Linked DNA regions of Homo sapiens: regions 1 and 3 are each linked to region 2. A link is a loop called in an ENCODE intact Hi-C map of the cell type or tissue named here. Cell type or tissue: dorsolateral prefrontal cortex. All regions are shown on one strand. Each heading gives the region's core, and the rest is flanking DNA. Links, peaks and the distances in the headings are about the cores only. Region 1 overlaps AKAP6 (A-kinase anchoring protein 6). Region 2 overlaps AKAP6 (A-kinase anchoring protein 6). Region 3 holds the start of AKAP6 (A-kinase anchoring protein 6).

Evidence for each region. Peaks named below come from ENCODE experiments on the same cell type or tissue, not always from the same donor. Only the 100,000 strongest peaks of a DNase experiment are listed, where the experiment ranks them.
Region 1: a loop joins it to region 2, with 4 times the contacts of the local background. A loop is called at or near these places in 3 of 110 quality-filtered maps.
Region 3: a loop joins it to region 2, with 4 times the contacts of the local background. A loop is called at or near these places in 2 of 110 quality-filtered maps.

Annotation. Positions count from the first base shown.
Region 1 is chr14:32,361,383-32,369,817 of GRCh38, forward strand. The region is part of intron 1 of AKAP6 (A-kinase anchoring protein 6); the gene reads left to right. Among named protein-coding and RNA genes, the nearest start is that of AKAP6, 36 kb to the left of the region's middle. In dorsolateral prefrontal cortex, for the core only: a CTCF peak has its summit at 5,069; a DNase peak (open chromatin) is centred at 5,059; H3K4me3 peaks cover 1,478 bases; H3K27ac peaks cover 7,691 bases.
Region 2 is chr14:32,510,549-32,518,983 of GRCh38, forward strand. All of the region lies in intron 2 of AKAP6 (A-kinase anchoring protein 6), which reads left to right. Among named protein-coding and RNA genes, the nearest start is that of AKAP6, 190 kb to the left of the region's middle. In dorsolateral prefrontal cortex, for the core only: CTCF peaks have their summits at 3,229 (motif pointing left) and 3,428; no DNase peak of the experiment used is centred there; H3K27ac peaks cover 6,741 bases.
Region 3 is chr14:32,324,630-32,333,064 of GRCh38, forward strand. It overlaps AKAP6 (A-kinase anchoring protein 6), which reads left to right and starts at 4,669. Exons shown (of 14, transcript NM_004274.5): 1 at 4,669-4,779. RefSeq lists an enhancer at 6,634-6,928. In dorsolateral prefrontal cortex, for the core only: no CTCF peak of the experiment used is centred there; a DNase peak (open chromatin) is centred at 4,642; H3K4me3 peaks cover 4,127 bases; H3K27ac peaks cover 5,403 bases.

The sequences.
Region 1 (8,435 bases), core at 315-8,314, 150 kb before region 2:
GAGCACATGCAAAGGCATGGAAGCATGGAAGCATCAGTCAGTGAAAAACAAGTTCAGGAGGCCAGTGCTGGAAAGGAGGTGGCAAACAGGGAAGTTGGTAGCTGTTACAAAGCACAGTAAGTAGTGAATCAGGGGAACATTAAAGGGAGGCCATCTAGTTTTTTGTTTTGGATTTTGCTAAGTATGATATGAGGGAGTAATTAGCTTTATTCATTGCCTCTGAAATCTTTCTCCTTCCTGTAGGGGATATTTCTACCTGCAGTTATGATTAGGATTGAATTTGTATTGGTTTTTATTAAAGTTGCTTTGCACTTTATAAGGCTCAATCCCAACAGAGACCAGAGCTCACTTGGGCTACAGGAAAAATAATTTGATTTCTGTTTGTTCATTTATTATCAGTTGATTGCTCTTTCCCATTCATTGAGAATCAGTGGGGTGTTGCTATCCTTCACTGCTTAAAAAGGGCTCCCCTCCTGTTGTGCAGGCTTATTGTTGAATTGTATGCCGGTTGCGGGGGCTCTTCTGCTGAGTGAGTGCAGGAACTTGGGCAAGTCTTTTCTGAGTTTTTTTTTTTCAGCATTGAAATGGAAATAATTTGCCTACCTCTCAGGTTTGTTGTAAGAAATGAATAAAATGATTGATTTTAAACAATTAGCTAGCACAGTGCTTGGCCTATTGTAGGTATTCAGTAAATGCTGTGAGAATCAGACTAGAACTGAGAGGGTCCTTGAAGGATTGTCTAGTCTTTCCCTCTACCTGTAGACCAGTGAGTGGCCCCAGCCTTCAGGTTAAATGTTTTATATTTAATTTTTGCATAGTTCCAGGCATGAAGACCCCACAACAATCTTCAGCAGTGGTAAAAACATTTATTAAGAACCTCCTATATGTCAGTACTACATGACTTGTGTGCGTTACAAAGATAAACAAAGTATATCATGGGTACCAGTAAGTTTACAGTACTGTTAAGGGACACAGGTGCATAGACAGAATTAAAATGCAGCACATTAATACAAAGTAATGTGGGTAAAATGTGGCAAATGAACTCTGTCAGACTCGGGAAAAGCTTCAGAGAGAAGGCAACATTTGAGCTGGACTCTTATCCCAAATAGTAGTTTTCCAGGAAAAGGTGTGTGTGTGCATGCTTGTATGTATGTTTGAGGAGGAGAGGGAATAGACTAGTGGTAGTGGGGTTTCAGGTAGGATGAAGAGCACATGCAAAGGTGTGGAAGCATGAGCAAACGTGGCCTGTACCAGGTGATGTAACTGAGGTATTAAGTAAATAAATAGCTGGTAGGGACAGGCAAGTTACAGAGGGGAGGTAGGACATGGGACTGGAGAGGTGAGTTGGAGCCATCCTAAGGAGTTAAGACTTTATCCTACTGAATAGGGAAGTTGCACAATCAGATCTATTTTTAGAAAATCACTTTTTTGACAACTTGAAAGATCAGTCAGTGTGGGGAGGGCTGGAAGTGGGGAATGTTATAGGTCAGGTGAGACAAGACAAGGGCTGGCATGAGGTTGTGACTTTGGGGCTGGAGAGCAGTAGAGAGAGCCAGTACTTCTGAGGTATATGTCAAGACTTTGATCAAAGTAGGACTTTGATGAAAGACAGAAAAGCATAAGCCAAAGATGACTTTGGGGTTTGTAGCTTTTGCTCTTCTGGGCACTGGAGCTACAGAGAGAAAACACATGTTCCCCTCACAGAATTTACTGCCCTAATGATTAAACAGATGCACAAAAACAAACTAACAAATAAAACCCCTACCAATAACTGACCATATAATGTGTGCTTTGGGTGGTCAGTTAACCCTCTAGACTACTGATCCCATGTTGACTATGTACTAAGTGCTGTGGGAACATGGGAAAACAAGCATTTAAGTCTACCAGAGGGAGTAGAGGAAGGTTTCACAGAGGAGATGTGTATTAGTCAGGGTTCTCTAGAGGGATAGTTCAAATAGGACAGATGTATATATGAAAGGGAGTTTACTAAGGAGTATTGACTCACATGATCACAAGGTGAAGTCCCACAATAGGCTGTCTGCAAGCTGAGAGCAAGGAAGCCAGTCTGAGTCCCAAAACCTCAAAGGTTGGAAAGCCAATAGTGCAGCCTTCAGTCTGTGGCTGAAGGCCCAAGAGCCACTGGCAAATCACTGGTGTAAGTCCAAGAGTCCAAAAGCTGAAGAACTTGGAGTCCTATGTTCAAGGACAGGAAGCATCCAGCATGGGAGAAAGATGAAGGCCAGAAGACTCAGCAAGTCTGCTCTTTCCACTTTTTTTCTGCCTGCTTTATTCTAGCCATGCTGGCAGCTGATTAGATGGTGCCCACCCAAACTGAGGGTGGGTCTGCCTCTCCTAGTCCACTGACTCAAATGTTAATCTCCTTTGGCAGCACCCTCACAGACACACCAAGGAAAATACTTTGCATCCTTCCATCTAATCAAGTTGACAATATTAACCATCACAAGGTGCCATCTGAGCTTCAACTAAAAAGGCGAATAGGTGGTTGCTAGGGAAAGAAGAGAGCAGTGGGCGTTCATTCCATGGTGAGGGAGTAACATTTGCCTAGGCAAGAAAGTAATGGAAGGAGATGCATTGTAAAGGAATTAGCTGGTTTCCCCCAGTAGACTGTAAGAAGGATGAAGTCAGGGGGCTGTGTGTCTCACTCAGTATCATATCTCATCTGAGTGGTAGGAGAGAGAACAGGAGAAGCAAGCGTGGCGTGGTAAGCTGCTTTACACTGGGGAGAGGATGTAGAGACAATGAATCTGGATTGCTTTTTGTAAAAGCTGAGCAGGAAAACGAAGGAAGAAAGGAGAAAGAAGGCAGGTTTTGGGGGAAAATAAATTGATGTCAAAAATGAAATGGATTTGGAACAGTTCATTATAGTACTTTCTGGGATTTTTCTAGCTATTGATACAGAGAAGTTTCCATTGTAACCTCATATTACATTTTACCACAACCAGGACCCTTGGAAAATTTGACTGGCTTGTAGAGTGTGGTTGCTGCTGATGGGCAGGGGCAGAGTAGTCTATCTGACTGTAGACTGGCAGCTGTAACCTCAGTGCTCCCCCTCAGTTCCCTACCCAATTTGTTGAAAGGGGGGTAGTGGGATTATTTTGGTGAATATCTAAGTAATTTATCCCTTTGTCTAAGGTAAATTATAATTTTTTTGATCTTTCACACTGGAGGTATTTTTCAACCTTTTATTTATTTAGACCATATCCTCCCTCTCCACTCCAATACTACCCATTTCCTATCTCGGCGCTGTCCCCTGCCCCGACTGAAGTGTAGATATTTCAAGGAAAGGAGATATGATTTTTACTCCAAAGAAAAATCTTGAGAAGGATTTTTTAATCATTTCCCACAATTTATATTCCAGAAGTCCCAGTTAGGAAGACTACTTTTTTAGATGACAATTGACAACATGAACAGCAAATCGTGACAGCCACAGTGGGGTCCCTTTTCTAAATGGTAGATTTAGGTTGCCAGAGATGCTTTGATTCTGGAATCAGGCATGTAATTTATAAGAAAAGAGTTAAGGACGAAATTATAGTTAATAATAGAATCAGGGAATGGCTTAGAAATTAGCTAGAACCTAGACCAACCCCCTTACTTTACATAAGAGGAAGCTGACACTCAAGGAGTCTAAGCTGTGTGCCCAAGTTAGCATATTGAAACAAGGTAGGCTTGCACTGAGTCCCCACCTGGACTCCCTCACTGTTCAACAGATGCTACAGATGACAGGACACAGTGCCATATTCTCTAATTGCTTCCAGGGTTTTCTGGAATCTCTCTAATCTCTGCAGTGATTTTCTGAGCTACAGGATGGCAGTAACTGTGTCAAGTGAGTCATGTCTGGACAATAAAGTTACTTTAATGATTAAGTCGCAGGAGAAAAGGGAGAGAGATTCTCCAATTAGGAGTCTTCTGTAGCCTAGAATGCATTTCCACACTGTGTCTTTATGCTGGGTCTCTCCCTTTTGTACAGCATTGGCAGGAACTTGCCATCCAAGGTGTCTGATGTCTCACCAGGACTTATTGACACCCCCAGGACCTGTCAAGCTTTCCTTTGGAACCGACCATATAATGTGTGCTTTGGGTGGTCATTTAATCCTCTTGATTACTGATCCCAATTCTTTCCTATCTGTATAACCTCCTCTGAACAGCTTCTCCCTGCAGCCCTGGCCCCCCAGGGACCCCATTCTCTCCTGTACCATAATCTCCCATGGGTGCCACTCCTGGGCCACTTGTACCGAAGTCGACTGTCAGAAGGGCCTCTGGGCCACCAGGCCATCCTCCTGGTCAATCTTTTTCCTGTTCTCTCAGCAGCCAGTCCAAACTTTGCCTCAAACCCCTCCCCATTATCTCACCTCCCCACTTCTCCTGGAGGAAGACCATGCCCCCTACTTCACTGAGCAGCTTTTGATCATCGAGTGAGAACATCTCAGCTTCCTGGCTGGCCCAGACTTGCTAACCACCATTTTTACCTACTATTTCCTTCTGCCTTAGGGGACAGGTGTCCCTGTCCTGTTTGCAGTTAGTCCACCTCTCTCCTGCTTCCTGGGTTCCTTGCCCACTGGTCAAACCCTTCTTCCCTGTATCTTCAAACCTCTCTTTCTCTTTATTAGTCCTGCCCCTTAGGAGGTAAACCCTCTCATCGTCTCTCCCACTAAAAGAAACAAACATATAAGCAAAACCACACACATTAAACAGCAATCCATTGTCCCTACCCTCCCCCCACTACCATTTCCTCTCTTTCCTACCCTTCCTTGTTTGCACCCCCTCCATGAAGAGAGCCACCTGTGCTCAGGCACCATGCCATAATTCCCCTGTTCATCCTGTCGCTGCCCACTTGCAGTGACCTGATGCCTGATAGCCAGACTCTATTATTTTATTAGCTAACAAGTCCTTCTTCACTTAGAACACTACATTTGAACTGAGCTTCATGCTGAGGATTCCTGGGAGTTAATTCTTTGTGGGGCAGTCCCTCATGGGTTAAAAGTCTCATCCAGATGGATTCCCAGAGTGTGTGCTGATAGCCTGTCTCCTACACCACCCAGTGGCTGGTAGTGACTGTGGGTGGGATGAGTTGTGGGGGAAGTCTGTGATCCTTGGCAGATACTCTCTGACTTCAGTCCAAGGTCTTTAGAATACTATTGTGAGAGTAAGACAATCTGTCCTGAGAACCAAGCCCTCTAGGTTTTAGAATGTTGACTTTAACTGGCATTGCATATTTTATCTCTTGCTGTGCTTCTTTTCTAACTAGAGAGTGAAATCTTTCTCTCTTTATATTTGGATTTGAAAATGCTCTGTGTGTGTGTGTCTGTGTGTGTGTGTGTATTGGGGAGTAGTGGTGGAAAGTGGTATGGTCATCAAAGCTGTAAAAAGCATTTTCATTTATTTTTAGTATGTTTAGCCCAAACTATTAATTGTGAAAATTGAGGTGTTCAAATCTCAGACTTGTCCCCCTCAGAGAAAGACAGACTTATGCAAGGTTATAGCACAGCTCAGAGGAGGCTGGGGGGAAATAAGTTCCAGGTCATACTCCAGCATGTTTTATAAATCAGCCGATATCCCTCTTCATGAAGCTCTGGAATAGGTTCTTGAAAAGGGCCTGCATGGTAGTCAAACATGAGGGCATTATAAAACTCCTTGCTGCGGGCTGCTCCAATTCAGAGCATGAATTATTCAGAAGTTGTTTTGGAAGCCCTCCTGGGAACAGTGGTCTACTCCCCTGGACTGGCTCCCATGAATGAAAGAGTCCCACCCACTTCTTCAGACTTGGCAGCTGGGAATTTCTTTCTTGCTCCACTAAGTCAACAAAACAACAAAAAGCCTCCAAAACATAGATCAGTGTCGTCAGTTTGCCTCCTGGAGTCTTAACGCAGGGCTCAATAATTCACGCACTTCTACATCAGTGACTGAAAGCATGATTTAAGAATATGAAGTGGTTAGAAGTGTGTGTGCTCATAGAATTAAGTGGATGTCAACTCCATCTCCTTGCTTTTTAAAAATTATTAATTGTTCAGGAGCTAAGTTTGTGAACATTAGCATTATCAAATATTATTTATTTTGTAAAAGATCAGATCTTTCTTTTCACCTAGAATTAAAGTGAATAGATTTTTCTTTTTCTTTGTTATTATCAAAAGTTGACTACTGATTTCAATATCTATTTGTACATTTTTATTATATTTTAAACAGGAATGGATGGCCATCAACTGCATTTTTATGATTCATATTTTCTCTTCAGTGACTACATCACCATTAGTATCCTGCTTACTAAGTCTTCCCTTTTGTTCTACTTAATCCAGCCTATTTTCCTTCATAGACATGTGGAATGGGGACAGGGATGAATTCCCAGCCAGCTCAGTGAGGTATGCACTGGGGCCTTTTTTGGATTTTCTTTCCAATCTGACTTTCCAAGCTGCTTAGCTACTTCACTCATTACTACTTTTCTTCTCTGCTATTTACTACTAAAAATAGTCCAGCTTTACATCTCCACCAACTCACAGTTTGGCCTATTATGAATGCTTCTGGAGACAGGAAACTCAGTGCCTCACAGACAACACATTTATCTTCAGGTAGTTTTGACTGCTAAAAAGCCCAAACTTCTTGTTTTCTAATTTTCTTCTATTGGTCCTGCCAGGGTCATACAAAACATGTTTAATCTTTTTTCTAGAAATTTGAAGGCCCTTCATCCTTCATTTCTTCCCTCCCTCTGTCTCTCTCTCTCTCTCTCATCTCAATTTCTGGTTAGCACTCTATTAATCCTCCTGATTGCTTTTCTCTGAGGAGGCAGGAGCTTAACACATGGTACCTAGAACTGAACATAATCCATTGCAGATAAGGGAGGAATATCATCCCATTTCATCTTTATATGGCACCTTTAAGATCGTATCAGCCTATTTCGTTAATTCAGCAGTTATTTATTAATTGCATCTCAGGTGGTAGACATTGTACTGGGTGCTGGAAGTATGTATAAGTGTGATCACAGAACAAACAGACTACCAGAGTGAGAGACCAATAATTGTTAGCTGTAAAGTATGATGAGTATTAGTCTAGGAGAAGTGCAGAGTGATGTGGGCATACACAGTGCGAGGACATTTCCTAACTAGAGGGTTGGGGAAGGCCTCCAAAAGGAAGTGACTTTAAAGGAATTAGGCAGGAGATTAGGGGGATACTAGAGGTAGAGGTGGGGGAAGGAGGAACAGGTACCAACATACGCAAAGGTCTAGAGGTGAGAAAGGAACTGAATACAGTACAATCTGACTGAAGATTAGACTGTGAATAGAGGGCAGAGATGAAGTTGGATAGGTAGGCAGTGCCCAAACCGTGGACCCCTTACAAGCTAATAATTAAACATGTGTTTGAGCACCTACTATGTACTAGGTGCTGTTATGGGCCCTGGGGTTTTGCTAGTTATCAAATAAGACCAAAATAAGACTAAATAATCCCTGCCCTCTTGAAACTTATAGTTTAGTGGATATTAAGAAGAAGAAAAAAAAAACAAAAACATGCTGAATAAATGTGGACTTTAAGGACAGGGATAAGCCACTGAAAGTGTTAAGTGGGGGAGTGATGTGGTTAGAATCATACTCTTTAAAGTTAGGCATATAATTTCACCCAATGGAGGCACTTTTGAGAATGAACGGGCTTTATTAATAATTATTCTGGGACAACAGGCATAAACTGGGCAAATCAGGAAAGATGGGCACTCTTCAAATGTGGTTAAAAACCAGAGGGAAGCAAGACTGGAGGCAGAGATTGGTCATTGCAGGGACCCAGATGAAAGATAGCCAGGACTGCTACCAAGATATGCAGTGAGGTGGAAGGAAGTGAATGGATCTGAGAAGCTCTTAAAGGAAAGATCTGTTCACAATAGGCAAGGGACAATTAATACAGTGTGGCACCAAAAAAACCTCCTTCCAGACTGATAAAGACCCAGAAACCGGTAACTGTTAGACAAAGTCATTAGATGTGTTACAGATTTCCTGTTGTCCATTATCTTGTCCACATCTCAATCAACATAGTTAAAATATTTGATGAAATTTAGATAGGTATACATATGGATTACATTTTCTAAACCGTTAATTTGGCAAACTTGTTAAAAACAAAGAAGTAGGAGGAAGTTAGCCTGACACAACTTATTCACAGTGATCATCCTTTTGATCCTGGGTCACTGTTTTCTTCCAAGTGCTGGCTTGTGGTTAGTGCACAGTACATTTATTAAATTCATTTAAAGAATCTTTTCCTCAACAGGTGAGGGAGAAAACAATCCATTTTAAGCACTGAGTTTATTCCTTTAGTGGTTGGCTTGCTCCAAATATAAATAATAGTTCTTTTCATTGTTCTCCATGATTTAAACAAAACAAAATGTGTAAGTTCCCTTTAAATCATAACCTCCTTGGGAGGCCGAGGTGGGTGGATCACCTGAG
Region 2 (8,435 bases), core at 67-8,066:
AATTTCTCTGTATACTTGTTTTTACTTTGTGCTCACATGGTTTTTCTAAGCTTTTGTTCTACCACTTATATAGCCTACTTATAGACCTTAAGCTGTGTCTGTACCAATGTTTTCCACCTAAGATAGACCTATTCTTTCTATAGAGAACAAATGCTATTATAATTTGGTACTTAACTACTTTTTCTAACTTCAAGATGGCCTCTTGGCCCTCATCATATGATCACAGAATATTTGTTCATTTCAAGGAAGCATTCATTTAGTTTTTCGTGTTAGCTCTAGTTATGTGAAATCTCTGGAGTCATGCTGGCCAATCTAATCCTTACTGTTTGGATTCTGTGATAACACCGAGGGCTCCTTGGGGTCACTGATGATCTTGAGCTTTGCACCAACCTGAAGGAAGAAGGAGGAGAAGACGTTCCTCTGACCAAAATCATCCCACACTTACCCTCTATCATCTGTTTAGAGTGTTAGAACATTGTTGACATTTGTGTGAGCAGTCCTGGAGCACAAATCCTTGATACAGTGTAAGTGAATGGACAAGCAACACGGACAAAGTTTAATTGCAGGGTCCATTTTTTTGCTAGTTTCAGAAATAAATTTTCCTTAGGAATTTCCTTGTTGTCAGTGTTTTCTCTCTGATTATTGAGTTCAGCTCTTTTCAGGCCAGACCTCTGTACATCTAGCTTTCTCTGTCTTCCAGAGTCTGATTAGTGTCACAAAGATGCCATGCAATTCCAAAGAGGCAAGATCTTTCTTGTTTCAGTGTTTCAGGTCTTTCTTTAATTCATTCTGTTTACAGAAATCATCTACTGCTACCTTCTTGGTTTTTTTTTTTTTTTTTTGAGACGGAGTCTCACTCTGTGGTCCAGGCTGGCTGGAGTGCAGTGGTGGATCTCAGCTCACTGCAACCTCCACCTCCTGGGTTCAAGCAATTCTCCTGCCTCAGCCTCCAAAGTAGCTGGGACTACAGGTATGTGCCACCACGCCTGGCTAATTTTTGTATTTTTTAATAGAGATGGGGTTTCACCATGTTGGCCAGGCTCGTCTAGAACTCCTGACCTCAGGTGACCCACCCACCTCGGCCTCCCAAAGTGCTAGGATTACAGGTTGTATTAACTATTGATAACCCCTTTATATATTTAGTTCCCCATACCAGTTCTTTTTGTTCGGCCGTCTACTTTTGGCCACACATTTTTTCCTCTTTTCACTGAGCTAAACTGAGTGCTGAATTGCAGTAATAATCTCATTTTAAATGTCTCGTTCATCTTTCTCTTTCCTGTGTTTTAAAATTTTATCTTTAATAGTGTACCTTACTATTTGTAAGTCACCTGCCTTCTCCCCTCTGTTTTGGAAGCAGGTAAAGTATAAATCATAGAGAGATCATATAAGTTGTCCCATCCTTGTAAATCTCTCACATAGTCTTATGCATATTTTCTGTATCTCCAGCTCAGTTGTCCCTCATTTTGTTTCTTTAATTTTATTACTTACTTTACTTGTTAATTTACTTGTAGACATTTGGATTTTCACTAGACATTCACAAGATGGTTTCTGTCTGTAGTTAAATAGTGGTGGGATGGGCATAAGATTTAGGGTACTGTGGAGGGGTGCTTTTTAATCATGTTGATTAATGTTGAAAGAAATGACTTGAGGTTTGGTTGATATTTATATTTACTCAGAGCTAATTTTTTGATTCTGTTTTTCCTTTTGTTTGCCTTCTGAAACTCCACTCGTTGTTTGATATGAGTAGAATTCTGTGTGTATAATCAGAGAGAAGAAAGTTCTTTCTCACTAAGTTTATGGTCAATCTAAGTAAGCAATGAGTTTAAAAATTACTTTATAGACGAAATTAATCTGGAGGTTTAGAAAGTGCATTGAAATTGAATTTGTTTCTTAGCTGGCAACTGATTTCAAAACTGAAGCACTTTTGAGTGCTTTGAGGGATGTTAGCCAATGTTATAGGATTATTTGAATGAACCCTTCATCCTCCATTTTGGTGTGACATTGGGACATTAATAATGAATGATTACTGTACTTGGTGGTCAGATATGCTATTCTGATCCATGTTTATTTCCCAGAGGGGCCTCTGGAAAAGGGCAATGAGGGTGGATTTAAAACCACAGTATTGGAATTCGATAACTTTAGTCTTGCTTTGTATGTCTAGGGCTTGCTGAAGAGTAGTTATAATACGGACAGTCAGTCAAGCAAGGAGCAGGCAAAATACCAAAATAGATTTTCATAACTCAGACATAAGCTGGATTCTGTGTTTTAATTTAGGCTCTAATGCTCAGCAATAAATTTTCCAGAAAATGTTCTAGATTGAAAATCTATCAGTACAAATTATTTGGGTTAGTGAAAGTAAACATAAGTTTATATAAACTAATTAGCAAAAATTATATGTTGCAATAAACCCTAAGGAATTTTGAAGGACTGAAATTTTAGTCATGCAAAGTTTATCCCCAAGGGAGGACTAAGTTCTCAGATGTCTTTACTCCCCCAGTAATTACTCAAAGGCTTGAAAGTGGAAGATTCTGTATCTTAGGGTGTTGGGGTCACTCCAGGAGGTAAACAAGATCTTGCTTTGTCAAGTGATGGAAACTGTCCATAGAACTATCTCCTCCCTTGTGGGTTTATATGAAAATGTAGAAGAGGATTGGTAATCTATTCAGCTATACTCCAGGGCAAAGCAATCAATCAAATTAAAAAGGAGATGGAGTGAGTAAGGTTCACATTCCCACTCTTATTTCAGATTAATAAGTGTATTTTCCTTACCTATGTCTTTATTTCAATTCTGCTAAACTTAAGGAAAAAACAATCAGAGCAAACACAGTTAATAATCCTAGTAACCAGAATTAATGATATGTTATTTATCTGTATACCTGGCTAATGTTACCTGGCCACCTGACATAGAGCCCTAAAAGAATGAGGGTGACTGTGGAGTGAGAGATCCCTGCTTACACAAAAAGAATGCTGGGAATCTGAGGATCCTGCTGCTTTGGTATAATTCAGTTGCCTGCTTTGATATTATACTTTGTATCCTTCTTGTGCATAGTTTGACATGCATTCCCTGACTGTTGTTTTGCCATGGAACTGACTTAACCTCTTGGTTGTTTAACTTTTTATTTTTTTTCTTATTTCTCACAAAAGAAATACATCTCTAGTGGAGAAAAATTTTAAACATACAGATAAACAGTACAATAAAAATCATTTGTAATGCTGCCACCTAGAGAAAATACTATGAATAGCTTTGACATATTTTTTACTTTAGTATACATAGCTATACTTTTTTTCTATATAGAACTCTTTTATAACTTACTTCTTTTCTGGTAACAATATGCCTTGAACATCTTCTGATGCGATTAAATATATTTTACAATGTTTTTAGCATCTGTGCATTTTTTTTCATTATGTGGAATACCACATCATGTTAAACTCATCTCTCTTTTTATAATTTTTCACCATTATAAACAAGTATTTGACAGCATTTCAGTAGGTAAATTCATTATTGCCTTAGAAAAGAATCCTGTGAATAAAATTGTTGGGTCAATGGGAGGTAATGGAGCTTTCCAAAGGTTAATCGACAGCTTGCCTTCCCATCTACCCGATATGAAAGAATGATACTGGCTTCAGAATCTGGATTTGTTGTTATCTAATTTTCAGAACCTTAACCAAAGGACTTTGATCCTATGAGGCTTCATTTCCTGTTCTGGACTCTCAGATGTGAGACCTAAAAACTTGTGTCTATAATATTAGCTCTCAACAGACATACTGTAGTTGTTTAAATACAAATCAACAGTCAAGCCAGTTGCTGTGGATATTTATTTATGTGGGGGAGGAAGGCATAGAAACACATCCTTAGAAGCTGTGCCATGGTCTTACTGATCTAAATAGATAAAAAGTACATCTAAGAAAGAGCTGCCAAAGGTCATACAATGAGTCAGCAATGAAATCCCAAATAGAACTTTGATTTCCTTAACTTCTTTCTCCCAGTAGAAAAAGTACTAATGAATAGGTCAGGAGAAAGCATTTGTAAATTAACCTGTAAGATCCTTTATACCTTGAAACGCTCCAGAATTTCAATGGAGTTACTAGAAATTTACATCAGATAAAACAAATCTAAACTGCTAATGGATATTGATAGATTCTTTACAAGATAAAATCTTAAATGACTGTAATGAAGAAAAAGCAACAGGTGGTATAGGGAGTTGAAAATGAGACTCAAAGGAATCTGTGTATACCTCTTGCCTGGGAAAGGATAAGTAGGAGGGTGGAGGAGTAATGGCCTGAACCCAGCATAGCAACTAAGGAAAACACAACAAAAAGGGCCTCTCAGGACATTAATCCTGGAGTGAAGGTGGGGGTCTTAACTTTCATTCTGAATGAACCATAGACCTTTCCTCCTCAGCTTGGTGGTATGGATCTGCACTGTTATTTCAGGGCCTGTGGCAGGGTGACCTGCAGGAGTCCTAGAATGTATTAGTCTGTTCTCATGCTACTAAAAAAAGACATACCTGAGACTGGGTAATTTATAAAGGAAAGAGGTTTAATGGGCTCAGTTCCACATGGCTGGGAGGCCTCACAATCATGGCAGAAGGCAAAGGAGAAACAAAGGCAAGTCTTGCATGGCGGCAGGCAAGAGAGCTTGTGCAGGGGAACTTCCATTTATAAAACCATCAGATCTCATAAGACTTATTCACTACCAAGAGAACGGTGTGGGGGAAACTGCCCCCATGATTCAATGATCTCCACCCGGCCCCACCTTTGACACATGGGGATTATTACAATTCAAGGTGAATTTTGGTTGGGGACACAGCAAAACTATATCAGAGAGATACCTTTCAATGTACCTAGGACTGGAACTCAAGTCTTCTGATTCTCACTTAGTACTCGTTCTACTACTTGGAAGAAATAACAGTAATTTTACAAGGTTTTTCAGAGATATGTAAAAACTTCTGGGTAACTAAAGCTTGGGCTGTCTTATGGGTGGAGTACACAAAATAAAAGAGAAAGAAAACAAAAGAAAATCTTTGGGCTTGAGAGTACAGGTCACCCATCTAGCACTGTCTTTATAGATGAGGAAACTGAGGCTCAGCAATCTATGGGGATACAGATAACCAATACACACAGGGGCCAAGAATTCAGACTCTCTGATGCCTAGCGTGATGCAAAGTGATCTAGATACATTTTTTGCTTCATATATTCTTTTCATGATCATCTTGAAGCTTTCGTTTCATGGTTTGTGAATTCAATATCGGTAACATCAGTATGTATTAAGACTTCATTTACATGTGGTACTAAACTCTGTGAAGCAAAATAGACAAAGTGCTTGCCCTACAAGAATTTCCTAAGGCAAAGAGACATAGACAGAAATGACCTATACACCACTGAACAAACAAAGCAAATATATAAATTGCATAATTTTTGCCATGTGAGATGGTGAATGAAGAGATGCTTACAGTCTGTTGCTTGAAGAGAAGACCCATCTTCATAACCCTGTGACCTACAGTAGTTACATTGGAAAGAAAAACAAAAGAGTGCTTCACCTGGCATACCTAGCATTAGAGTTGAGTTTCTTTGGTATATCATTGATGACTATCTTCAGTGATTTTTGTCCTTTTTGCGTATTCTGTGATGATCTGCAAAGACTAGAAGGTTTGCTGAGGCAGAAAGCCTCTCAGGGTATGCCTTCTAAAACCAAAGGGCTTTTCCCTCTTTGGAGGAGAATTAATGATCACGTGTTTTTGTCATATTTTTATTGAGCCTTTTTTTCCTTCTGGATGGACCTTGAAGATGGTAAAGGAACTTATAAATTCCCAATTTTTAAAACTGTATAATATGAACTGTGGTGAACAGTGAGACTAGGATATAAGTTGTTTGCTCTCAAAGACCAGATAAAGACAAATCAGAGGTGAAACTCCTCTCTTCTGTGCTGAAAAAAGGCACCTTGATCAGGTTTCTTATAAATACCTGTCCTAGTCTTTCGCTTCAGTACCAGTACTAGTAGTAGTATTAAGATAGTATTGCTATTCTGAAACTATCGTATATGTAATGTGAAATAAAACGAAAAGTAAGTATGAGATCTTCTAATTCTATTACCACAAATTTTTGGGGTGGAAGAAAGGAAATACGGATATACTATAGAAGATATTAGGTAAAAACCCTGTATTCCTGAATTTGAATTGGATATATCAATTGTGAACTCATAGGTGTTTTATTTTTCAATACATGTTTTTCCTAGCTCTATTAATGAAAAAAGCCTAGACACAGTGACCAATTCAGTAGTAATGAACAGCCCTATTGCCTTGATGGTGGTCTGAAAAATCTTTTCCCATTAAAGGAAACCAAGCCTTCTTAGAAAAATATCTGATTTTACATCACATACAAGATGAGCAAAGAAGCTATCAAAGATTACTATTACAGAATAGTCAACTTGAAGCTAGATTGAAGGAGATCCCACTGGCCAAAGATGGGCAACTCTCAATAAGGTTAGAACTGCAGTGAATCAAAAGTGGATCATATATGTTTAAATCCATGAGTATGCAATGATATCAAGTAAGACGACCAGTTGGTTACCTTCTGAATATGACAGAATCAATTCATTTCCTCGAAAACTAGCTAAAGAAAATTAAAGAATCAAATATTTATCTTAACTTTCCTTTATGAATTTTACCTGTATGAGCAAATAGTTGATAAAGGGAAGCATCTTCTATTGAAGTTATTCTAGCTAATAAATGAAAACAAAATGATAGAATATCATCATGCTGGAGGCTGTTCAAAGATGGCAGAATAGGAACAGCTGCAGTCTACAGCTCCCAGTGTAAGTGACGCAGAAGACGGGTGATTTCTGCGTTTCCAACTGAGGTACTGGGTTCATCTCACTGAGGATTGTTGGACAGTGGGTGCAGCCTATGGAGTGTGAGCCAAAGCAGGGCGGGGCATCACCTCACCCTAATAGCTGTGCTTTTCCAGTGGTCTTACCAAATGGCACACCAGGAGATTATATCCTGCTTCTGGCTCAGAGGGTCCTATGCCCACGGAGCCTCGCTCACTGCTAGCACAGCAGTATGAGAGCGAACTGCAAGGCAGCAGCAAGGCTGGGGGAGGGGCGTCCACCATTGCTGAGGCTTGAGTAGGTAAACAAAGCAGCCTGGAAGCTCGAACTGGGTGGAGCCCACTGCAGCTCAAGGAGGCCTGCCTACCTCTGTAGACTCCACCTCTGTGGGCAGGGCATAGCTGAACAAAAGGCAACAGAAACTTCTGCACACTTAAACCTCCCTGTCTGACAGTTTTGAAGAGAGCAGTGGTTCTCCTAGCACGGAGTTTGAGATCTGAGAAGGGACAGACCGCCTCCTCAAGTGGGTCCCTGACGCCCGAGTAGCCTAACTGGGAGACACGTCCCAGAAGGGGCCGACTGACACCTCATACAGCTGGGTGCCCCTCTGAGACGAAGCTTCCAGAGGAAGGATCAGGCAGCAACATTTACCGTTCTGCAACATTTGCTGTTCTGCAGCCTGTGCTGGTGATACCCAGGCAAACAGGTTCTGGAGTGGACCTCCAGCAAACTCCAAAAGACTTGCAGAGGGTCCTGACTGTTAGAAGGAAAACTAACAAACAGAAAGGACATCTACACCAAAACCCCATCTGTCCATCACCATCATCAAAGACCAAAGGTAGACAAAACCACAAAGATAGGGAGAAACCAGAGCAGAAAAGCTGAAAATTCTAAAAATCAGAGCACCTCTTTTCCTCCAAAGGAAAGCAGTTCCTCACCAGCAATGGAACAAAGCTGGATGGGGAATGACTTTGATGAGAGAAGAAGGCTTCAGAGGATCGGTAATAACAGACTTCTCTGAGCTAAAGGAGGATGTTTGAACCCATCGCAAAGAAGATAAAAACCTTGAAAAAAGATTAGACGAATGGCTAACTAGAATAAACAGCATAGAAAAGACCTTAAATGAACTGTTGGAGCTGAAAACCATGGCACGAGAACTACGTGACACATGCACAAGCTTCAGTAGCCAATTCGATCAAGTGGAAGAAAGGGTATCAGTGATTGAAGATCAAATGTATGAAATGAAGCGAGAAGAGAAGTTTAGAAGAAAAAGAGTAAAAAGAAACGAACAAAGCCTCCAAGAAATATGGGACTATGTGAAAAGACCAAATCTACGTCTGATTGGTGTACCTGAAAGTGACGGGGAGAATGGAACCAAGTTGGAAAACACTATTCAGGATATTATCCAGGAGAACTTCACCAACCTAGAAAGGCAGACCAACATTCAAATTCAGGAAATACAGAGAATGCCACAAAGATACTCCTTGAGAAGAGAAACTCCAAGACACATAATTGTCAGATTCACCAAAGTTGAAATGAAGAAAAACATGTTAAGGGCAGCCAGAGAGAAAGGTCGGGTTACCCACAAAGGGAAGCCCATCAGACT
Region 3 (8,435 bases), core at 288-8,287, 190 kb before region 2:
TTGTTCATATTTTGCTGCTATAACAATATCTAACACTGAGTAATCTATATACAAAGAAGTTTATTTGTTCTGGAGGCTGGAAGTCCAAGATCAAGGGGTTGCATCTGGTGATGACCTTCTTGCTGAATCATAACATTGTGGAAGAGATCACATGGTGAGAGGGTGAGAATGCAGAGATGGAAAAAGGGGGCTGAACTCCTGCAGTCACTAAATTACTCCTATGATAGTGGTATTAGTCTATTCACGATGGCTCCACCTCTTAAGTATCATCACAAGGGCAATTAAGTTTCAACATGAGCCTATAGTTCCAGCTACTTGGGAAGCTGAGGCAGGAGGATTCATTGAGCTCAGGAGTTTGAATCCAGTCTGGGCAGCATATTGAGATGCCTCCTCTTAAACAAACAAATAAACAAACAAACAAACAAAACCAAACCCAGAAAACCAAACCCATGAATTTTGGAGGGAACACTCAAACTATAGCCAATGCCTACTTACAAATAGGAAAAAAATGACCAGGAGGAAACATTTCTATAAATGTTGCTGTCTGCAAATGATACTACCAGATTTCTGTCTTGTCAGTTCAGGATGGCAGAGAAAGATTGGAGGCAGACTGAGTTGTGCTGAAGGTGAGAGAAGTTTTATTTTTTCCTTCTTCTGCAGCCGCAGGCTGAATTGGAGGTTTAGTGGTGTTCTAGCTCATTGCTGTTTACAGTCATATTTACTATGTTGCAGATGGACACCCAATGGAACATTAGTCTATGAAAAAAGGATTCTGTGATTAAATATAAATTAGGAAAATACTGCATACTATATTTCTACAGGAGAGTCTCAATGCATATTAGCAGATTGAAAACTCTTAGAAAATCTGCAACCTATTTAATAAATGCTGATGGGAAAACTGGCTAGCTACATGCAGAAAACAGAAACCGGACCCCTTTCTTATACCTTATACAAAAATGAATTCAAGATGAATTAAAGACTTAAAACCATGAAAACCCTAGAAGAAAACCTAGGCAATACCATTCAGGACACAGGCATGGGCAAAGACTTACTGATTAAAGCACCAAAAGCAATTGCAACGAAAGCCAAAATTGATAAATGGGATCTAATCAAACTAAAGAGCTTCTGCACAGCAAAAGAAACTATCATCAGAGTGAACAGGCAACCTACAGAATGGGAGAAAATGTTTGCAGTCTACCCATCTGACAAAGGTCTAATATCCAGAATCTATAAGGGACTTAAACAAATTTACAAGAATAAAACAACCTCATCAAAAAGTGGGCAAAGGATATGAACAGACACTTCTCAAAAGAAGACATTTATGTGGCCAAAAAACATATGAAAGAAAAGCTCATCATCACTGGTCATTAGAGAAGTGCAAATCAAAACCACAATGAGATACCACCTCACGCCAGTTAGAATGGCAATTATTAAAAAGTCAGGAAACAACACATGCTGGAGAGCCTGTGGAGAAATAGGAACGCTTTTACATTGTTTTGGGGAGTGTAGATTAGTTCAACCATTGTGGAAGACAGTGTGGCGATTCCTCAAGGATCTAGAACCAGAAATAGTATTTGACCTAGCAATCCCATTACTGGGTATATACCCAAAGGATTATAAATCATTCTACTATAAAGACACATGCACATGTATGTTTATTGCAGCACTATTTACAATAGCAAAGACTTGGAACCAACCCAAATGCCCATCGATGATAGTCTGGATAAAGAAAATGTTGCACATGTACACCATGGAATACTATGCAGCCATAAAAAAGAATGAAGCTGGAAGCCATCATTCTCATCAGACTAACACAGGAACAGGAAATCAAACACTGCATGTTATCACTCATAAATGGGATTTGAACAATGAGACCACATGGACACAGGGAGGGGAACACCATACACCAGGGCCCTTCGGGGGGTTGTGGGCAAGGTGAGGGAGAGCATTAGGACAAATAGCGAATTCATGCAGGGCTTACAGCCTAGATGATGGGTTGATAGGTGCAGCAAACCACCATGGCACATGTATACCTATGTAACAAACCTGCATGTTCTGCACATGTATCCCAGGACTTAAAGTAATATAAAATAAAAAAAGAAAGTCTGCAATAAAGGAACATGTTTTTAACACTGTCACTTTATCATAAATAATGATATATAATATAATCTTGTTAGAAAATTTATATTTTATTAAATTATAATTTTATCTATAAATGGATAATTTGTTCAGAATAAACTACCCCAAAATCTTGGTGGTGTTTGTTTCTCACTCATTGCAGCCCAGTGTAGGTCAATAGGTAGTTGGGAGAGGATGGTTGAGCTCCATGCAGTCATTCAGGGACCCAGGCTCCATCCACAATGTGTGGCCATTATCTTTCTGGGCTTCAGAGTTCCACTGGATTCTTTGCATCCAGCTAGCAGGACAGGAAAACATGAAGAAGAGACACTTGGTCTTAGCCACCTTTGGAGTTGATGGTTTCCACTTCTACTTCCGTTTCATTGGTGAGTGCCATTTTGTGGGCAAGCAATTTAGCTAGTCCAGGTTGCTAAAAGTTTGACCTGGCCTCAGGTTTGATGAGCCATCCATTTCTTCCCATCAAATGATTGACTTGCTTCTGGCAAAAAAGATTAACAAGATTCTTACCATCTTGAGAAGCCATATTCAAATCTGGAACACCTGCTCCCACCCTGTCCTCTCCTCTTTATAGCATGTGGATTTCAGCTCTGGAAAGACTAATCTTGTTCTGTAATAGGTCCATGTCTCTTTATCTTCTCCAGAGACTGAAGGGTTCTTCAGAGGTATCTTAAAGAGTCAGCTTACAGCAAATGAGGTTGGAGGCAGTGGTTGAGAATGGCTCATCAGTCTGGGCTCTGGGCTTCTTATCTTGCCTCAACCAAGGCAGTCCAGCTTTGATCTGTATCATTAAAAGAAAGGTTATATTACTAATGAAAAACCTGAAAACTATGGTTATTAGCTAAATCAATCATCTCTGCAGATGAAAAACTTGAGGCCCCAAGAAGTTAATCAATTGGCCTGATATCACACAGATGCTCTAGGAGGACCTGACATTTACAGTTGGGTTTCCTGACTCTCAGATCTGTACTCTTTGTACTGGGGTAGCTGCCTGCTACTTCTCCCCTTGTGTGTGGCATGTGGTCTGAGGTCTAAGATAAAGGGAGGGAGTCAGGCTCTGCTGATGCCACAAAGGACCTAAGCAGGCAGATTCACCTCCTGCTTTTGGTCTCTTAATTCCTCTCTAGATGAAGCAAGAACAAGTCTGTCTTCCCATCTAGGGCAGGGTTGCTCTGTGCGAGGCTGATGGTGCACGCTGCTGGGATATTGGCACTTCTCAGGCATTTTATTAGCTCCTGTTTACAGAGACACTGCCTGAATTCCTTCTGCCACTCATCCCACACCGCCTATGCTGGTGGTTAACAGTGCCATTTTAAAATCTCAAGCAGGAGGAGACAACATAATTGTCTCATGTTTTAAGCTTTTGGAATGTTGTTCTTTTTCAGAGTTGTGAAGACGGAGTGGATACAGGTCAACTTGATTCTGCTTTTCTCTATCAATGGCCTGCAAATATTAAATATGCAAAACATAGGCTGCTCTGTCCATATCTCCTTCTCCCCAGTTCTCACCACATGACGTTGATTTCTGCTCAGGACTGGAAAGAAGTGATTGCTTTAGATTTGCTTTTCTTTTACCAACTGGAGAAATGCCTTACCGTGTCTTGTTTAAATGTGGCTTTTCACACAGTTCCAGCTTTTGGGGTTGGGGAGGGGCACAAATAATCTGTGTGGTAGGCAGTTTTATTGTTCAGAAAAGAAGAAAACAGACCCCAATGTTTGGAATGCCAACGATTTAGGAAGTTTCTAGCAGGTCTGCTACTTGTTCCAACCACTAGGTTTGATCCCAGAAAAGACTCACATGCGTTTTGGCCATGAGAAGGAGGGGTTCCCTGCAGGCCAAAGGAAGGGTCAGTAGAAGTTGAGGGTGGTGTGTTGTGCCCCTCTAGATTCCAAACTTCCCTTTGCTGCCTATCTGATGACCAGGTGAAAGCTGGGTTTATTCTGCATGGGAAGGTTCTGTGGGTTGGTGTTCATCAGGGAAAATAACCAGGACAGACTTCATTGGCCAAGGGTTTGCCCATGTTTTGAGAATTAAAACTTGTTTACTTGAGAGTTAGAGTCATTTGGTCAGCTGTTTATATTCCATTTTTAATTATTTTTGTGCTCGCTGTTTTGTTCTTTTGGTCTTTGACAGATGAGCAAAAATTCTTTTTAATAACTTTTAAAAAGCTATCCCAGTGCTGACCAGGGAGGAAAAAGTGATCAAATTGTCTAATAAGGAAACATTGTACATTTCAGTTTTTATTTGCTTAGTACTAATTCTATTTTCTCCTCCCACCTTTTTTTTCTAAATGTATAACAACAAAGGGGGAGATAATTTTTGTTTTTTCCAAAATGCTTTCAGGGAAATCCCTTTTAAACCTATGGATTTTAGTCCAATGAGGAATCCTCTTCCTTTGGTCTAAATTTTGCATATCGTCTGTTTCTTACAGGGCTTCCGTATTGTCTCAGGCTCCACTGGAAATGCAGCAAGGATTCCTAGCACATCCCAGTTGCCATAGCAACAGCAGTCTTTCCCATAATGAGCTGCATCATCTGAACTGATGTCACAGCATCATGCAGCAGGTCAAACAAGGCATCTCCTAGTATTGCATCCTACAGATGTGCTGTAAACATCAAAAGAAGACGGTGGGATCAGGAGATGGTGAGTGTTAAATGTCTGGGCCTTAATTGCACGGCTGTTTTGTTGGTTAGTCGGTGTCTGCTAAGGCGGAGATTGGGGGATGTTGTCTCTGCTTAAAATGGACTGGGGAAAGAAGGGCTGTTTTACCTAAATCGTTTTTCAGGCTGCCGGGTTAAGACAAAGGCCTGTAAGAGTCATATAGGAATTAAAATATGTAGAATTATTCTTGCTCCAGCTCTGTCTGTTATTTTTAAGTGTTCTTACAGAATTTTTCATAAACATAAGATGATTTTTCAATTGCAAAACCCCAGATAAGCTTTAAAATGAGTAGTTAACAGTATTTAAGCATTGTAAAAATATAGATTTCTTTTTGGGAGGCAGAGCTAATTGGCCCCCTCTTTGCTCTTGTGAATTATGAAATATTCAGTGATTTGCAGTATGAAATTCATTATTTACCTCGGTTGGGTTTCAGTTTCTTCATGGCAAGGAACAAATGCTGAATAAGCATTTGACATAACCCTGATGTGAAAGGGGATCTCTTGCATATTCAAGACAGAATTTATTAAAAGCATAAAAACCTAAACCAAATGAAATTATTTGAGCCTTTTGATCTATATGGTAGTTCTTCAACCCATGTCCTTCAGAGTTAGTTGAAAGACTGCCACATATTTTTCCATCTCTAGCTAGTCTCTGAAATAGCTGGAGTTGTTTGCAGGCTGACTTGTAACTGAGAAAGGAACAAGTCTCCTCTCTGCGGCAGTTGCAGTGAAGGGTAACCCTGGGAGAGCCTCTGAAGTGGCAGTGGTGTTGCCATCCCTTGCTTAACTTTAACAAAAATCTGGGTATGATGAATAAATATCAGGGTCCTCAGTGGTTGTAGGGATTACAGACCTCTGGACTCAGTCATAACCTCAACTCAATTCCAAAACTCTAAACACGTATCATTTTCATTTCAACTCCTAGCTCTGTTTTTAGGCATCTTTATTATTATTATTATTTTCTAAAAAATTAGTCTGACAGTGTCAGATAAGGAGCAGAATGTTGCCTTTTGTTTTGGGAAATGAAATGGATTTCCCTGGTACAGCTGATTGCTACTAGGGGAGAGAAAGGAGGAGGCACATGTCAGTTCAATTGATCAATATGTCCACTTAGAATCAGGGAGTGGTCTTGTGGCTTAATGCTGCCAAATTGATAGTTTTTACTCAAAAAGTCTTACACGAAAGAATGGCAACCATTGAATTCCTCTTCTTTTAGTCTGTTTATTGGGGCTAAAGAGATATATCATGGAAAGCAGGAAAAGCAATACCTTTAGCTAGCTTGGAGTGATTTTTTTTTTTTTTTTTTTTTTTTTTTTTTGCACAGAGTTAAGTATGCTAGTCCCATTAGGCACCAGCCAGAGGAAAGGCCTCAGGTTTTAATTTGTTTGTTTATACCACATCACGCACATGCTTGCTACTCTCAGTCCTTTAAGCTTATGTTTCTGACATGCAGCTGTATAGGATGGGAGAGGTCAGCTCAGCCTGGCTTTATCGCAAGCACTTAGAAGCATGAATTGTTCATTGCCTGCTTTTTTATGTCATATAATGTGAGCAGAAAGCTCTGCTGGGACTGCTGGGTGTGAACACATCTAAGTCGAAAGCTCTAAGGTGACAGGGAAGAGTGCTAGATGGTGATGGGGGAAGGGAAAGTATGTCTTGTAGCTAGATTATAAATCTGGATAAAATCACTTAGTGCCTTTTAGAATTTTCTTAAAGTATTATTTCTGAAGAAGAGCAATGAAGAAAGACTTGTTTGGTAACATGAATTTCTAGGAGTAAAAAAAAGCAAAAGGCAGCATTGTAATGAGTTTTCTGTTTGCTTAATTCTTGTCTCTTTTGTTTAAAGTGCTCTTCAGCTGCTTCATCATGGTTGATTTGTTCAATTACTGGAAGTCACAAAAGCTAGATTCCTTAAGGGCAGTGTTAGAAAAAGTGGAGTCATGCTTTGAGGGTGGGGAAGGGCGCTGGTGGGTGTGGACTGACGCAGTTATCTAGTGGAACATCCTCCCGGTTCAGACAACCCTGTAATTTTTCCCCCCGCAAATGTTCAAAATGCAATTACAGTTCTCCAACTTTATGCTTTTGTGCTCTTTTTGCTCCAGGAGAACAAAGCCCTGGTAATGAGAGCTATCATCCTAATGTTTTGTTTCTTCGTTTCTTTGTAGAGGGCCACAGCCTGCGCTGCTCTCTGATTAGCTGCATGTCTTAATTACTGGCTAAGGCTATTTCAGTTGTCTTAGTTTTAATATATCCCCAAGGGGTAGATGGTGTGTGTGTGTGTATAGGGGAAGGGAGAGATTTCTCTATGGCTGTATTTATTGGTGCCTCACTGAAACTTTCTACAGTTTAAGGAATTTTGTTTCACAGTAATGATAGATCATCAAGACCATGTTTATTGGACAGAGTTTAGGCCATGGAAGCCTCACAAGAAGTTAATGTCCTCTATACTTTTGGTCATGGCTTTCACAAATACATTACAAAGTTACAAAGAAGTTAATTCTTTGCCGATAACTAGGCCGCATAGGGATGATAAAAATAATAATCATAATAACAATCATAGCTATCATTTATTCAGTTCTTACTGTGTATCAGTACTGAATTAAGTTTTGTGTATATCTTATTTAGCCCTTATTATTATTATGAAGTAGAGAGTAATAATCTCACTTTATAGGATTAGGTGTTATTATTCACATTTTGCAAAAACCAGTCCTTAGCCAGGCGAATAAACTTGGCTAAGGTTATGTAGTTAATAAGTGATTGGGCCAGGATTCCAAACCATTGCGATCTGGCTATGCAGCACACATGCTTACCCACGGCCATCTCAGTTTTATGACATCTTTACTGTATATACCATACAGATCAGTCATCTATACTCTATCACACGTACCCCACCCCTCCTCATTCTAATTGGAAAATCAGATTTCATATGTAGAATGAAATGTCATTTGCAACACTAAGGTTGATTTCACTGTAAGGATGAGCATGAATCTTGATCAGATGTGAATATTTACTTTGTACCCAGAGATTTAAGTAATGAAGAGTTGATGCTTAGACTTTTGCCACTGCCCTTGCTTGATATAACTTTCTAGCAGGATCTCTGTATGGAAAATGTTACATCAATAATTGTGGGCATGATGGAGTTGCACTCAAAGCAGGTCTTACCTGAGTCAGTAATGATTCAGCTTTGTTATAAACCTGTCTTATCAGCTATATTTGTGGTGCTTTGTTAACTTTAAGATGTTTGTATTCCCTGCTGTTGCACCAGGTTCTGTTCTCAACCTGGTGTTGAGAACAGAAGCAGAAACTTCTCTCACAGTCTGGAAAGTGTAATCTGAATCTATCTCTTAGGTTAAGAAGATAGAGGATTTATTTTGCTGAATGTATCAGTGGCTGAAACCAAACTCTGTCTATCTCTGACAAAGTACAAGAATGACAGTCTTGTGTAATAACCTGGAAGCCTTGTGTTTGAGGAGAGCTGATATAGTCATTTCTGTATCATCTTGCTCATCCCCAGCTATCCACGCCCAGCGTCATTATTGGGCTCTAAGGGCTGTTCTTTGTTTGAGTGTGGGGCTAATGCACACACTGACAGCATGTTGATATTGATTCCTGTATGGTGAATACTTAGAAATATTATTC